Regions from separate parts of the Homo sapiens genome. Here region 1 is linked to region 2. Evidence: chromatin contacts called from ENCODE POLR2A ChIA-PET data. All regions are on one chromosome and are shown on one strand. The core of a region is the stretch at or near the end of the contact, and the rest is flanking DNA. Distances in the headings are between cores, read along the strand shown.

The links. ChIA-PET counts read pairs that join two places held with the same protein, here RNA polymerase II (POLR2A).
Region 1: POLR2A ChIA-PET joins it to region 2 with 14 read pairs in WTC11. The contact joins two enhancer-like sites. POLR2A ChIA-PET finds 5 or more read pairs at or near these places in 3 of 52 experiments (HepG2, K562 and WTC11).

What each region holds. Positions count from the first base shown.
Region 1 is chrX:23,947,082-23,954,695 of GRCh38, forward strand. No RefSeq gene overlaps it. Among named protein-coding and RNA genes, the nearest start is that of CXorf58, 43 kb to the left of the region's middle. RefSeq lists enhancers at 5,512-6,050, 6,051-6,588. Within about 2 kb of position 6,035, at least 9 of the 41 ENCODE cell types and tissues checked have a DNase peak (open chromatin) inside an H3K27ac peak, as active enhancers do.
Region 2 is chrX:23,842,637-23,850,261 of GRCh38, forward strand. All of the region lies in intron 7 of APOO (apolipoprotein O), which reads right to left. Among named protein-coding and RNA genes, the nearest start is that of APOO, 61 kb to the right of the region's middle. Within about 2 kb of position 2,260, at least 7 of the 41 ENCODE cell types and tissues checked have a DNase peak (open chromatin) inside an H3K27ac peak, as active enhancers do.

The DNA.
Region 1 (7,614 bases), core at 4,785-7,284, 110 kb after region 2:
ATGGCAAAACTGTGTTTAATTTAATTTTATATTTAATTTTTAATTATGAAAATTAGCCAGATGTGGTGGCACACACCTGTGGTCCCAGCAACTCAGGAGGCTGAGGTGGGAGGATTGCTTAAGCTCAGGAGGCGGAGGTTGCAGTGAGCTGAGATTGCACCACTGCACTCCAGCCTGGGCAACAGAGCAAGACCCTATCTCAAAAAAATATATAAAATAAAGTTAACAAACTCTTCCAGGAGTAAATCAAAACCACAAGGTTTCATTGTAATATTTTTAAATACTGGGGACAAAGACAAATAAATGGTCCCATAAATTTCCAGAGAGGAGAAACTGATTTTACATATAGAATCAAGATCAGACTTCTCAACAGCAACACTGAAGCAATCAATGTTTTTATAATTCTGAGGAAAATAATTTCCTACCCAGAATTCTAAAACCAGGCAAACTCTCAATTGAGTTTGAGGGCAGAATAAGGACATTTTCAGATATTCAAGATTACAGGAATTTTTACCTCCCATATGCATTTCTCAAGAAACTTTAAGGCCGGGCGCGGTGGCTCACGCCTGTAATCCCAGCACTTTGGGAGGCCGAGGCAGGTGGATCACGAGGTCAGGAGATCGAGACCATCCTGGCTAACACGGTGAAACCCCGTCTCCACTAAAAATACAAAAAATTCTCTGGGCGTGGTAGCGGGCGCCTGTAGTCCCAGCTACTCCGGAGGCTGAGGCAGGAGAATGGCGTGAGCCTGGGAGGCAGAGCATGCAGCGAGCCGAGATCGAGCCACTGCACTCCAGCCTGGGCAACAGAGCAAGACTCCGTCTCAAAAAAAAAAAAAAAAAGAAACTTTAGAGGATGTTATTTCACCAATACAAAAGTATAAGCAAGGAAAGAAGGTGAATATGGGATCCAAGAAACAGGGGATGCAACGTAAGAGAGGTAAAGGGAATCCCTGATGAGAAAGTCTCCAAACAGCAGCCATTGAGCAGACTTAGAGAAACAAATCCAGATTGGAGCAGACCAGATGGTTCCAGAAGAGACTTTTTAGGTAGATGAACTCATAAACCTAGTATGTTTGAATATGAAAGATTTACCCGAGTGAGAGAAAGTCTGAGGATATGGACTTAGGAAACCAAACAAATGGGAAAAAATGAGAAAAAAAAAAAACCCAGAACAGTTATTAGCTTCAGAAAAAAACCAAAAAGTTGGAAAGGAAGAATAATCATAGTATATTACACATTTGAACAGTAAATAGCATTTTCCTTTACTGATCTAACTAAAATTAGAATATAACCATATGTGAAACCTGGAGGGATAGGAAATGTGTATGTGTGTAGCTGGGTAGGGAATGAGAGAGAATTTAATCCTTACGTCTCATAATGTAAAGTCAGTAAATGATGTCTGTCTTAGTCTGTTTAGGCTGCTATAACAGACTACCATAAACGGGGCAGTTTATAAACAACAGAAACTTCTCACAATTCTGGAGGCTGAGAAGTCCAAAATCAAGGCACTGGCAGATTCAGAGTCTGGTGAGGGCTTGCTTCCTGGCTCATAGGTGGCTGTCTTTTCCCATGACAGAAAAGGGCAAGTGGGGTCTCTTATGAGGGCACTAATCCCATTCATGAGAGTGCTACCCTAGTGACCTAAATCACTTTCCAAAGGCCCCATCTCTACCATCACACTGGAGGTTAGAATTTCAACATATGAATTGGGGTGGGGGTGGGAACACAATCATTCAGTCTATAGCCATGTCCAAAACTGAAAAATCAAGAAGTATCTAATTTTGAGAGATGGAGGTCAATACCAAAAGAATCAGATAAAATATTTGAAACTGTTGCCTCTGAGGATCAGAAAATGGAGAACTATTTGATTTTTAAAACTGCAAGTATGCATTTGATTTTAAAAACTAAATTTAAAAAACACAAGAAAGTCGGGGAATTGTTAGGATGAATACAAGAGCGTGCTAAAGTGGCTCATACTTAGCTTGCTGTTGTTAAATTTTTAACATTCATTGTTAAATTTTCAGGAATTTTGTGAGCTGGTTGGTAAGTATAGCCATTATTAAAAATTAAACTGTAGTCAGGCACAGTGGCTCATGCCTGTAATCCCAGTGCTTTGGGAGGCCGAGACAGGTGGATCACTTGAGCACAGGAGTTTGAGACCAGCCTGGGCAACATGGCAAAACTCCATCTCTACAAAAATTTTTTTTTAAATTAGCTGGGCATGGTGGCACATGCCTGTAGTCCCAGCTGCGTGGGAGGCTGAAGTCGGAGGATCGCTTGAGCCTGGGAGGCAGAGGCTGCAGTAAGCTGAGATCGTGCCACTGCACTCCAGCTTGAGTGACAGAGCCAGACACTGTCTCAAAAAGAAAAAAAAATGAATTGTATAAACTCGTAATTGTATAGTTTACTTAGGTAACCTGTATTAAAATCACAGGTAAAACTTCTCAAAAAGTATCGCTTCTAATTATTTTAATTATTATTTAAGGAGAATCATTCTAATGATTCTACATTTTACATTCTATGATATGAGTTCTTGATTCTATTTTTTTTTTGAGATGGAGTTTCGCTCTTGTTGCCCAGGCTGGAGTGCAATGGTGTGATCTCGCCTCACTGCAACCTCCCCCTCTCGGGTTCAAGCGATTCTCCTGCCTCAGCCTCCTGAAAAGCTAGGACTACAGGCACCCACCACCACGCCCGGCTAATTTTTGTATTTTTAGCAGAGACGGAGTTTCACTATATCGGCCAGGCTGGTCTCGAACTCCTGACCTTGTGATGTGCCTGCCTCGGCCTCCCAAAGTGCTGGAATTACAGGTGTGAGCCACTGTGCCCGGCCGATTCTATTTATATCTATTGTATCTGTATGGTGGAAATGCTGTAGAGTGATGTGCTACTAGACATCTCTTGCCAACTGTTGTGACGTCATGTTGGTAATTTGAAAACATATATATGTATATATTTCTTGTTGTGTATTAAACTTTTAAAAGTATAACACATCTATAGAAAATCATATAAAATGATTTTACAGTTGAATGCATTATTGTAAGGCAAGACACCTTAGTAACTACCATCCACGTCAGAAGAAAGAGTCATACCTGACCACCCCAGAAACCCTCTACCTGGCCCTGCACCTCGTCTCTTAAGAGTAACTATTCTCCTGGCTTTTATGGTAATCACCTCATTCTTTTATAGTTTCCTCACCTAAGCATGCACCCATACACAATGTAGTTTAATTTTGCCTCTTTTTTTATATGGTTTTTATTTCTTTTTAATCTGTAGGTTCCCTATCCACCTCTTTTTTTCTCCCCCATTACAATTTGTTAATTAAACTGGATCATTCATTCTGTAACATTTCCCATGATCTAGACTTTGCTGATTGAATTCCTTGGTGTAGCTAACACGTAACTCTGTCCTCTGTATTTCCTGTAAATTGGATCTAGAGAATCATTCTTTTCTTCTTCTTCCTTTTTTTTTTTTTTTTTTGAGACAAGTTCTCACTCTGTCGCCCAGGCTGGAGTGCAGTGGCATGATCTCGGCTCACTGCAACCTCCACCTCTCAGGCTCAAGCAATCCTCCCACCTCAGCCTCCCGAGTAGCTGGAACTACAGGCTGTGCCACCATGCCCGGCTGATGTTTGTATTTTTCGTAGAGGCAGGGTTTCACCATGTTGCCCAGGCTGGTCTTGAACTCCTGAGCTCAAGCGATCGGGCCACCTCAGCCTCCCAAGGTATTGGGATTATAGGTGTGAGCCACTGTGTCTGGCCTTAAGAGACTAATTCTTTATTATTAAAAACAGTGACAACAACAAAAATACCAATTCAGTAAATATATGTTGAATATCTACTACATGCCTGAATAGGATAAAAATATGAAGTAATTATTAAGGACATTTATCATTTTAGGCAACTTGACAGGATCTTCTCGGGGGACAAATTGTTACGGTTTACTCTATGCCATTAGCTTGGTCATCAACTCAGGAGATAGCTCAAAAAATGTGTGGGTGAAATACATATTAACTGACAAAGAGACTCCTCATAATAGCACAGAAATAGTGTAGCAGTGCCTTTCTGAAGAAATTATTAACTGCATAACCACTTGTATACAAAAGGTTGTCTATTTTTCAAGGCTGGTTTTAACAATGGTGCATTGACCAAGCACCACTGACAATGATTACAAATTTTGTAGGAACAATTTGCAGGAATTCAGCAATCAAGGATTTTTAAAAAGAAGAGGAATAAATTTTACTACATATTTCTAAATTATCAGAACCTTAAGTTTAAAAAGGACACCGAAGGCTGGGTGCAGTGTCTCAAGCCTGTAATCCCAACACTTTGGGAGGCCGAGGCGGACGGATCACCTGAGGTCAGCGGATCGAGACCAGCCTCGCGAACATGGTGAAACCTTGTCTCTACTAAAAATACAAAAAAAAAAAAAAAAAAAAAAATTAGCCAGGCATGGTGGCGGGTGCTTGTAATCCCAGCTGCTTGGGAGGCTGAGGCAGGAAAATTGGTTGAACCCAGGAAGCAGAAGTTGCAGTGAGCCAAGATCGTGCCACAGCACTCCAGCCTGGGTGACAAGAGTGAGACTCTCTCAAAAAAAATAAAAATAAAATAAAATGAAAAGGACACAGAATAATAAGATTCTATAACCTGATACTCTCTATCACTTTTTCCTATGGTGGACCAATAACACAGTCTCCCTAACCAATGCTAATTATTTGTAGAATAATATTGACAACTTGAAGAAATGTTGATTTGCTTGAAAGCAAACATCAAGGCTTCCTTTTCATAAACAGTATTTGGCTAAAGTATTTTAAGTGTGGCTTAAGTTACAATTGTTTTGTAGCTTATTTTCATAATGTACTGGTGAATGTATATACTGTTTATACAATTAATGAAGTTTTAGAAACATGAAAACTTACTTCACCTCTATTAAGTCTTTGTTTGTAAGTAAGGTGAGTTGCTCAGATTTCTGGACCAGGAAGATGTGAAAGAGTGAAGATCGTCCAAAGTCCAAAAATTTTCAACCCTGATCTATAAATTTACAGTATTATATTGGCTATGATTCATAGAAATCACATTAAGTTTAAAATATTCATGCATATTATTTTTTAAAGTTCTCCAAGAGTAAGTCATTTCCTTCTATATTTTTGGAAAAGTGAATATTCATTTCTCCCTGGTAATATTAAATTATGACAATCTTTAGCATTCAAATTAACCTGTCAAATTATATTCTTCAAAATTCTCCAACATTTGCAGAGCTATGAGAAACTTCTAAAAGGGAAAAATATCAAGATATGGTGGTTATGGACCAGAGTGAAAAAAATAAATACCAAAAATTATACAGTTCCATCATAGGCTATTAAGAAAGAATCAAATACAACCTAAGCATATTTTGGATCAATAATTATTACAGATTTCTATGAATAAAACACCTCCAGTGTTAAAAGACGTTGGATTAGCATTTCCGGAAATCTATGACTAATGCCATTATACTATCTGTCCCAGGGATTTTATTATTACATCATCTCTTGAGAAACTTTAAATATTAATCCATAGGTTATTCTCAGCATGCAACCCATTACCTTTTTTTCTCATTGAGGGTACCTTCTCATTTAGCACAAATAAATTAATGTAATTCTTTTAACATGCTAAAATAAATAGAATAAAATGACGATATTTAAGTTTGCATGAATTTAAAGTGGATAGAAATACTCTATGCAAAGACTGTACCTTGCCACTCTCCTTTTGTCTTCACAGATTATTTCTGAAGGCACAACCTCAAAGGAATATTTTTGAGAAACACACCCCCAGAAATATTCTATAATTTAAGTAATCTTGAAATAAATCACAACATTCACATTTTCCTGCTAAAATCATAGAAATCCTCCTTCGGAAGATAATTTCTCTCATGTGTTAAGGTAATTCTCCTACCCTGCTGTGACACATACTGTGTGTAAGTGGGCTGCCTTTATCCTCTCACCTTTACCACTTCCGAGCACACAGCTTGACTTCTAACTTACCAGCTCATGGACTTCTTTGTTTAGGGCATTCTCCTGTTGCTGGAGCCCACTGCCACTGGTGCTTATGCAAGCAGGCCGGAAGTGCCAGGGAATGAATGCCCCTCTGGTTGCTCTCACTCAATGCCTGAGAGAAGTTGATGTATAAATATCTCAGCTCTTTCTGCCCTGGGTGGAATAACCGAGGTGTATGTGTGTGTTTTGTACTGGTTCTCAGAATGTCCCCAGCACCAGTAAGTTCCAGGAACCCACAGCGGTAACTGACTTAGTAATACATCCTTTATTGGCTGCCTTGCCTTTCTTACTTCCCCGGTAACTTCCCCATTCTACTGTGGCGGTTTCTTTTTGGTTTGTTTTGGTTTTGCACCTTCTAAATAATTATTGTACTTAGAGTGGAATGCTTGCCTCAGGATAGGCTTCTGGGGAAAACCAGAAGACCCTGTTTCTGGTTCATTCTTTCCTCAACATTTGAATTCATTTGTCGTTTCTTGTTTTTATAGTGCAGTGAAGACAGAGAATGTCAACTTTGTTAGGAAATGGCTTTTCAGCTATTTCTGAACAGACTGCCTTCTTTGTACACTGTGTTAAGAATAGTCATTTTATTCCTTTTTTAATCCTCCAACGTATAGAAATCTACCATTGATTTTGGCTACCTGGAGAGAAAAAATGGGGTCTCTGTTGTCTTTATAGTCAAATCAAGGTTCCAGTCAGTACTGGGTGATTTCGAGGGTGTCTTTCAGTTTTAAAATTCTATGAGTTTTAGCACCAATTTTACAGAAACTATTCCAGAAAATTGAAGAGGAGGGAATATTTCCCAACTTGTATTATGAGAAGGTTAAGAATGGTGAAGACTGAATGTCTATAGTATAATTAACAGTAATTTACCAATATCAGTTTCCTGGTTTTGATATACTATGGCTATATAAGATCTCACCACTGGGGGAAACTGCGGGAAGGGCACATGGGGCACTTTGGACTATTTTTGCAACTTCGTATAAGTCTATAGTTATTTCAAAGTAAAATTTTTTTTTTTCGGAGACGGAGTCTCGCCCAGGCTGGAGCGCAGTGGCACGATCTCGGCTCACTGCAACCTCCACCTCCCAGGTTCAAGCACTTCTGCCTCAGCCTCCTGAGTAGCTGGGATGTGCCGCCACGCCCGGCTAATTTTTTGTATTTTAGTAGAGATGGGGTTTCACGGTGTTGCCCAGGCTGGTCTCAAACTCCTGAGCTCAGGCAATCCGCCTGCCTCAGCCTCCCAAAGTACTAGGATTACAGGCATGAGCCACCGCACCGGGCCTCAAAGTAAATTTTTTTTAAAATTCTGAGTTTATGTGATCATAACAGGAGAGGGAAAAGGCACGATAGGTATTGGTTTTAGATTCTTGGCTGCTGTCACTTTACAGGTGATAAAAGTATATAGACTGATAAGAGGTGCCCAAGGGCGATAAAACTATTAAGGCCTGCCTGGGGCTAGAATAGTTACTTCTAGTCTACTGGTTTTTTTCACCACATCACAGTGCCTCATTATCATTCCTGCAAAGGAATGGGAGTGGGATGGGGAGGAAAAGAGGCCTGGCCCACGTACTTTGCTATCCT
Region 2 (7,625 bases), core at 1,010-3,509:
AGAACAAGAAGAGAGAAAAAAAGGCTTATAAGGGCCAGTGAGATAATCATGTCCAACAATCGGGTCTGGCATAAAAACAAGGTGGTTCTCGGCAGGGCGTGGTGGCTCACGCCTGTAATCCCAGCACTTTGGGAGGCCAAGGTGGGTGGATCACCTGAGGTCAGGAGTTCGAGACCAGCCTGAACAACAGGGAGAAACCCCGTCTCTACTAAAAATACAAAATTAGCAGGGCATGGTGGCGCATGCCTGTAATCCCAGCTGCTCGGGAGGCTGAAGCAGGAGAATCGCTTGAACCCAGGAGGCGGAGGTTGCAGTGAGCCAAGATCACGCCATTGCACTCCAGCCTGGGCAACAAGAGTGAAACTCCATCTCAAAAACAAACAAAAACAAACAAACAAAAAAACAAGTTAGTTCTCTACTTAAATACAGTTTAGGTCTGAATTAACATACTGCTTGCCAAATACTTCCAATGATATTCTTATATATTCTACTATCTATACTCGCCAGTACCTCAATCTCAAAAAAATAAGATGCTAAATTCACAAGCTTTTTTATCTTTTGGACAATAAGAAAATGAGCACACAAAAGCATTCTTCTGATTCAGGAAAACAACTTTGTTGCTAGGAAAATTTTCTTGTTTGGTTACATATCACTTATAGTATAACAAAACAGCACAGTCCAATATCTCATTAAAAAAATATTGAGCCCATCCACCACCCTGTCACAAATCAGATCTCTCTTGGCAGAGAACTCCAGGATCTCAGACAAAACAACATTCTGACTTCAAAAAACAGTTCGTGATTTAGCACAAGCCAGAAATCATTTTTTTTTGCATTTTCAGACAGAGAAAGTTTTATCTAGAATATTTTGTAACTCATTTTCATACATATCTGATTTCAGTTTTTATTTTCTTACCACGTCCATGAACACAAATGACAATTTCTTTTTTTTTTTTTTTTTTTTTTTGAGACGGAGTTTCCCTCTGTCACCCAGGCTGGAGTGCAGTGGCGCAATCTCAGCTCACGTAACCTCTGCCTCCTGGGTTCAAACGATTCTCCTGCCTCAGCCTCCTGAGTAGCTGGGATTACAGGCGCCCACTACTACACCCAGCTAATTATTGTATTTTTAGTGAAGACAGGGTTTCACCATGTTGGCCAGGCTGGTCTCAAGCTCCCGACCACAGGTGATTTGCCTGCCTCGGCCTACAAAGTGCTGGGATTACAAGCATGAGCCACCGTGCCTGGGCACAAATGACAATTTCTGCTAGCAAAACCAAAACTTTTTAAGAAAATCAAGACACTGATTTCTAATTAGTATGCCTGCCATGTGAAGGCTGATTGCCAGCCAGCCAAACCTTTGAGGTACAGCAGCCTACTGAAATGTCTGACTCCCTCACCAGTTGAATTATTTTCAACAATTACTTAACTTCTCCAAAATGCAGTTTCCTCACTTATAAATGGGGATAATAATAGAACCCACCTCAAAGACTCTTCCTGAGCAAAGAGTTTAGCGCCAAGGGCCAAGCTCACAGCAAGTAAGTGCTCAATAAACATTATCTATCCTATATGGCAGGCCACTTTATTTTTTGGATGAAGAAAATAAAAGGTAAGGATAAATGACCTGTTAAAGACCCCAACACAATTCTAGTTCACTTGATGAGGTAGGCAGAATAATGGCCCCTCAAAGATGTCTTCTATTTCTGGAACCTGTGACTGTTACCTCACACAGCAAAGGGAAATTAAGGTTGCATTGGAATTAAGTTTACTAATCAGTTGCCCTTAAAATAGGGAGATGATCTTGGATTATCTGGGTGGGCTTGATTCAAGCATAAGAGTGCCTGCAGTCTAAGAGGGAGGCAGAAGAAGAGGTCAGAAGGGGGATCTGCAAACGACTTGCTGCAGGCTTCGACAATAGAGGAAGGAAGCTGGAAACAGCCCTCAGCCAGCAAAACAGACCTTGGTCCTACAGCCTCGAGGAACTGAGTTCTGTCAACAATCTAAATGAGCAGGAAAGAAATTCCCCCCTAGGGCCTCTAGAAAGGAACGCAACCCTGCTGACACCTTGATTTAGAATTGGACTTCTGACCCACAGAACTAAGATAATCATTTGCACTACTTTCAACCTGTAAATTTGCAGTCATTTATTTTGGCAGCAATGGAAAACTAAAACAATGACATAAGGATTCCTGACTACAGGGTATGGTTCCATTTTCTATCAGTGGACATTATCTTCTCAGGCAGAAGCGAAAATGTGCAGTATCACATGAGTGGTGGTTGATGACTATCATGTGGCTAGAGTCCAGCCATTTCATATGTTCCTCACATGAGATAACCTTATTTAATCCTCAAAACAGCTCCAGGAGGTACTATGCCAGTTCCCACAGAGCTGGAGTAACTTCCCAAGGTTTCAGGGCTAGTAAGAGGCAGAGGTGGGGTAGGAGTCTGGTGCTCCCGCTCCTCTTAGTCCACTGGACAACGCTGTATCCTGCCCACTGATACCAAGAGTGCATTCCTTTCTAAAGAGGAGATGACATTATTCAGGATTTCTAACTTTTCATTTTGGTAAATAATGGTGTTTTTAAAAAGAAAGAAAAAATCATTTCAAAATCATTTCCTAATACCTGTAGTTCTTAGAATTTTAGACAGCAAAAAATTACAAAGCACAAACTCATAACTTTATGGAAAACCCATCAAGCTGTCATTTAAAAAAAATACAGTGGTAAGAATACTTAACATGACATCTGCCCTCTTGGCAGATTTTTAAGTGTACAATACGGTACTGTTATCTATAGGCACAGTGTTGTGCAAGGGGTCTGTAGAACTTATTCTCTTTGCTTGACTAAAACTTTGTTGATTACCAACTCCCTATCTCTCCCTCCCCCAATCCCTGGCAATCGCCATTCTATTCTCTGCCTCTATGAGTTTGACTATTTTAAATACCTCATACAAGTAGAATCATGCAGTAATTGTCCTTCTGTGATTAGCTTACTTCAAAGATGAACATTTTAAAACTACATGACTTACTTTCAGCCAAACTTTGCCATGTTTAGAGAGCCGAGGAACTTCTAATGGAGGAAGAAAAAGCAGGGCATGTTTACTCAGGGTGGTGGCTGCTGCTTCCCTTTCATTTTCCTGCTGAGCCAGCAAGGGCCTGAATAAAACTATTAACAGCTCAGCTTTAGAAGTTCTGCTCAGTTTTCACATTGGTAACAGGTTTATGCTTCTTTATTAATTTCCTGCCTTTTAAATAATTAGTGTTGGCCTTCAGCAGTCATTGTACAATTCTGTGATAGTAATTTGTTGCATTAAAAAAAAGCTAGTGAAAAACTAAAATATGATATTTACTGAGACATACTGCTGTGTTTAGCTAATTATAAGACAACTCTAAGCTGGGTGCGGTGGCTCACGCCTGTAATCCCAGCACTTTGGGAGGCCGAGGCAGGGGGATCACCTGAGGCCAGGAGTTCGAGACCAGCCTGGCCAACATGGCGAAACCCCGTCTCTACTAAAAATACAAAAAAAAAAATTAGCCAGGCATAGTAGTGAATGACTGTAATCCCAGCTACTTGGGAGGCTGAGGCGGAAGAATCGCTTGAACCCAGAAGGCGGAGGTTGTAATGAACCAAGATGGCACCATTACACTCCAGCCTGGGCGACAGAGCGAGACTCCATCTCAAAAAAAAAAAAAAAAAAAAGACAACTCTAGTCGGGTGCAGTGGCTCACGCCTGTAGTCCCAGCACTTTGGGAGGCTGAGGCGGGTGGATCACTTGAGGTCAGGAGTTCAGGACCAGCCTGGCCAAGATGGTGAAACCCTGTCTCTACTAAAAATACAAAAATTAGCCAGGCGTGGTGGCGCACGCCTGTAATCCCAGCTACTCAGGAGCCTGAGGTAGGAGAATTGCTTGAACCCAGGAGGTGGAGGTTGCAGTGAACGCGATCGCACCACTGCACCACTGCACTCCAGCCTGGGCTACAGAGCAAGACTCCATCTCAAAAAAAAAAAAAAAAAAAAGACAACTCTAAAAGAGCCATCTGTGACCCTGAGGACTGACACCCACAACTGACCTCCTGACACCCACAACTGGCCTTCATCTCTGATACTGAGACCTTGGGTTAGGACTATTCTGAAAGGGTTTCGGATTAGCAATGGACAATCAATAAATATTTCATGCTTTTATTAAGCTCCTAGAGTCAAAGAGTGAAAACCATAATGGAAAAGGTCAATAAATCAACTACATGAAGAACTTCTTCTGATCATCAAGACACCAAAACTGAAAAGACAAGCCATATTGAGAAAAGACATCTGCAAACATCTGGCCAAAACTATTAATATCTAGGAAAAAAATAAAGAACCCTTATAAATCAATAAGGGACAAATGACCCATATAAAAAGTGGCCAAAAGACATGAACAGGCATTTCAAGAAGAAGCCAATAAACCTGTGAAAAGATGCTCAATCAGGGCAATGTAAATGAAAACCACGATGGGAAATTCTGGGAACATCTTCACATGCTAGATAGTGAGGTAACTATCACAGACTACTTGGGTCATGTCAAGAGGACTCAGAGCCAACTTCCACTAGCAAAATGGGACAGTTTGAACTTTAATAAGACCAAGAATTACAAAGCATTCAAAACTATCAAATATGTTTAAATCTATAAACCCGTAATGATTTTTAATTTATTTATTATTTTAAGAAACAGGGTCTTGGCCAGGCGCAGCGGCTCACACCTGTAATCCCAGCACTTTGGGAGGCCGAGGCGGGCGGATCACGAGGTCAGGAGATCGAGATCATCCTGGCTAACACGGTGAAACCCCGACTCTATTAAAAATACAAAAAATTAGCTGGGCGTGGTGACGCGTGCCTGTAGTCCCAGCTACTCGGGAGGCTGAGGCAGGAGAATGGTGTGAACCCGGGAGGCAGAGCTAGCAGTGAGCCGAGATCATGCCACTGCACTCCAGCCTGGGCGACAGTGCGAGACTCCATCTCAAAAAAAAGAAAAGAAAAGAAAAGAAACAGGGTCTCGCTCTGTCACCCAGGCTGGAGTGGAGTGGTACGAACACAGCGCTCACTGCAGCCTCAAACTCCTAGACTCAAGTGATCCTCCTGTCTCAGCCTCCCAAAGTGCTGGGATTACAGGTGTGAGCCATTGTGCCCAGCCTATAATTATATATATATATATATACACACACACACACATATATATCCATCTCTATATAAATATATATATATATTTATTTATTTATATTATTTTTTTGAGATGGAGTTTCACTCTTGTTGCCCAGGCTGGAGTACAACGGCGGGATCTTGGCTCACTGCAACCTCCGCCTCCTGGGTTCAAGCGATTCTCCTGCCTCAGCTTCCCGAGTAGCTGGAACTACAGGCATGTGCCACCACGCCCAATTTTTTTGTATTTTTAGTAGAGACGGGGTTTCACCATGTTAGCTAGGATGGTCTCGATCTCCTGACCTCGTGATCCGCCCACTTCAGCCCCCCAAAGTGCTGAGATTACAGGCATGAGCCACCGCGTCTGGCCCTATTTTTTTGAGACAAAATCTCACTCTGTCGCCCAGGCTGGAGTGCAGTGACGCGATCATGGCTCACTGCAACCTCTACCGCCCAGGTTCAGGTGATTCTCCAGTCTCAGCCTCCTGAGTAGCTGGGACTACAGGCGCGTGCCACCACACCTGGCTAATTTTTTATTTTTAGTAGAGACGGGGTTTCACCCTGTTGGCCAGGCTGGTCTCGAACTCCTGACCTCAGGTGATCCACCCGCCTCGGCCTGCCAAAGTGCTGGGATTACAGGCGTGAGCCACCGTGCCTGGCCATTATTTTTAAAGAAAAACTAACAGGTGATCTTCTGAGGAAAGGGAATGAATTCATTATTTTGAAACTGGATAAATAAGAGAAAAAAATCAAGTAATTATCTTGTTTTTCCTATATAAACTATAACTGGGTAACTAGTAGATAAGAGAAGGGGTTCTTTATCAAAATATTTCAGCTAATTTGAGAAAATGAAACAATAGAAGCAAAATATCACCATTTTCTTTTCTTTTTTTTTTTTTTTGAGACAGAGTCTTGTTCTGTCAACCAGGCTGGAGTGAGGTGGCATGATCTTGGCTCACTGCAACCTCTGCCTTGCAGCTTCAAGCAATTCTCCTGACTGAGTCTCCTGAGTAGCTGGGACTACAGGCACGTGCCACCATGCGCGGCTGATTTTTTTTTTTTTTTTTTTTTTGAGATGGAGTCTCACTCTGTCGCCCAGGCTGGAGTGCAGTGGTAGGATCTCAGCTCACTGCAAGCTCCGCCTCCTGGGTTCACGCCATTCTCCTGCCTCAGCCTCCTGAGTAGCTGGGACTACAGGCGCCTGCCACCACGCCTGGCTAATTTTTTTGTATTTTTAGTAGAGACAGGGTTTCACCGTCTTAGCCAGGATGGTCTCAATCTCCTGACCATGTGTGGCTAATTTTTTTGTATTTTTAGTAGAGCTGGGGTTTCACCATGTTGGCCAGGCAGGTTTCGAACTCCTGATCTCAAGTGATCTACCCTCCTCGGCCTCCCAAAGTGTTGGGATTACAGGTGTGAGCCACTGCGCCCGGCCAATATCACCATTTCTATCCCCCAAAGATTCAATGGGTCTAGGCATTGAGCATCTACAGCTGCTAAAACCAATAAAAACAAAGCAAAAACCAGACTTATGTGCCTACGTGGATCTAGAGCATTGCCAAAAGGATCAAACAGGATCTGGTTCAAGTAGCCCGTGCATCCAGCTGCCAATGTGCAGGGAGTACAGAGAACACGTTAAACTATAGCATAAATGTGTAATCAGCAAAACCCAAACCGTTGGAAACTCTATAGGTGAAATGTGCCAGACTGTTTTAACAGATAAACTGTAAGGAAGTCAACTCCAAAAGATGGAAGGGGAGCCTGTAGATTAAGAGAGACTTAAAAAAAAAAAAAAAAAAAAAAAAAAGTTCGGGCATGGTGGCTCACACCTGTAATCTCAGCACTTTGGGAGGCCGAGGCAGGTGGACTGCCTGAGGTCAGGAGTTTGAGACCAGCTTGTCCAATATGGTGAAACCCCATCTCTACTAAAAATACAAAAATTAGGCGGGGGCGGTGGCGTGCGCCTGCAGTCCCAGCTACTCGCGAGGCTGAGGCAGGAAAATTGCTTGAACCCAGAAGGCAGAGGTTGCAGTGAGCCAACATCACGCCACTGCACTCCAGCCTGGGCGACAGAGTAACACTCCATCTCGAAAAAAAAAAAAAAAATCAAAAGTTGTTTAAGGCAAGTACATTATTGGGGCAACTAGGGAAATTTGAACATGGGCTATATATTAGATAACATTTGTGTAAATAATGAAATGCCAACTTTCCTGAGTACAATAACGGTATTGTGATCATATAAATGAATGTCCACGTTCTTTGGAAATACATGCTGAATTAGATACAGATGGAAAATGCAATGATATCTACAATTAATTCTCAAATGGTTCAGGAAAATAAAATATACTCGTGTGTATGAACACCATGCATAGGTGAAAAGATAGATTATGCAAATGCAGCAAATGTTAGTGAATCTAAGTGAAGGGTATATTCATTGTACTAGTCCTGCACCTGATCTG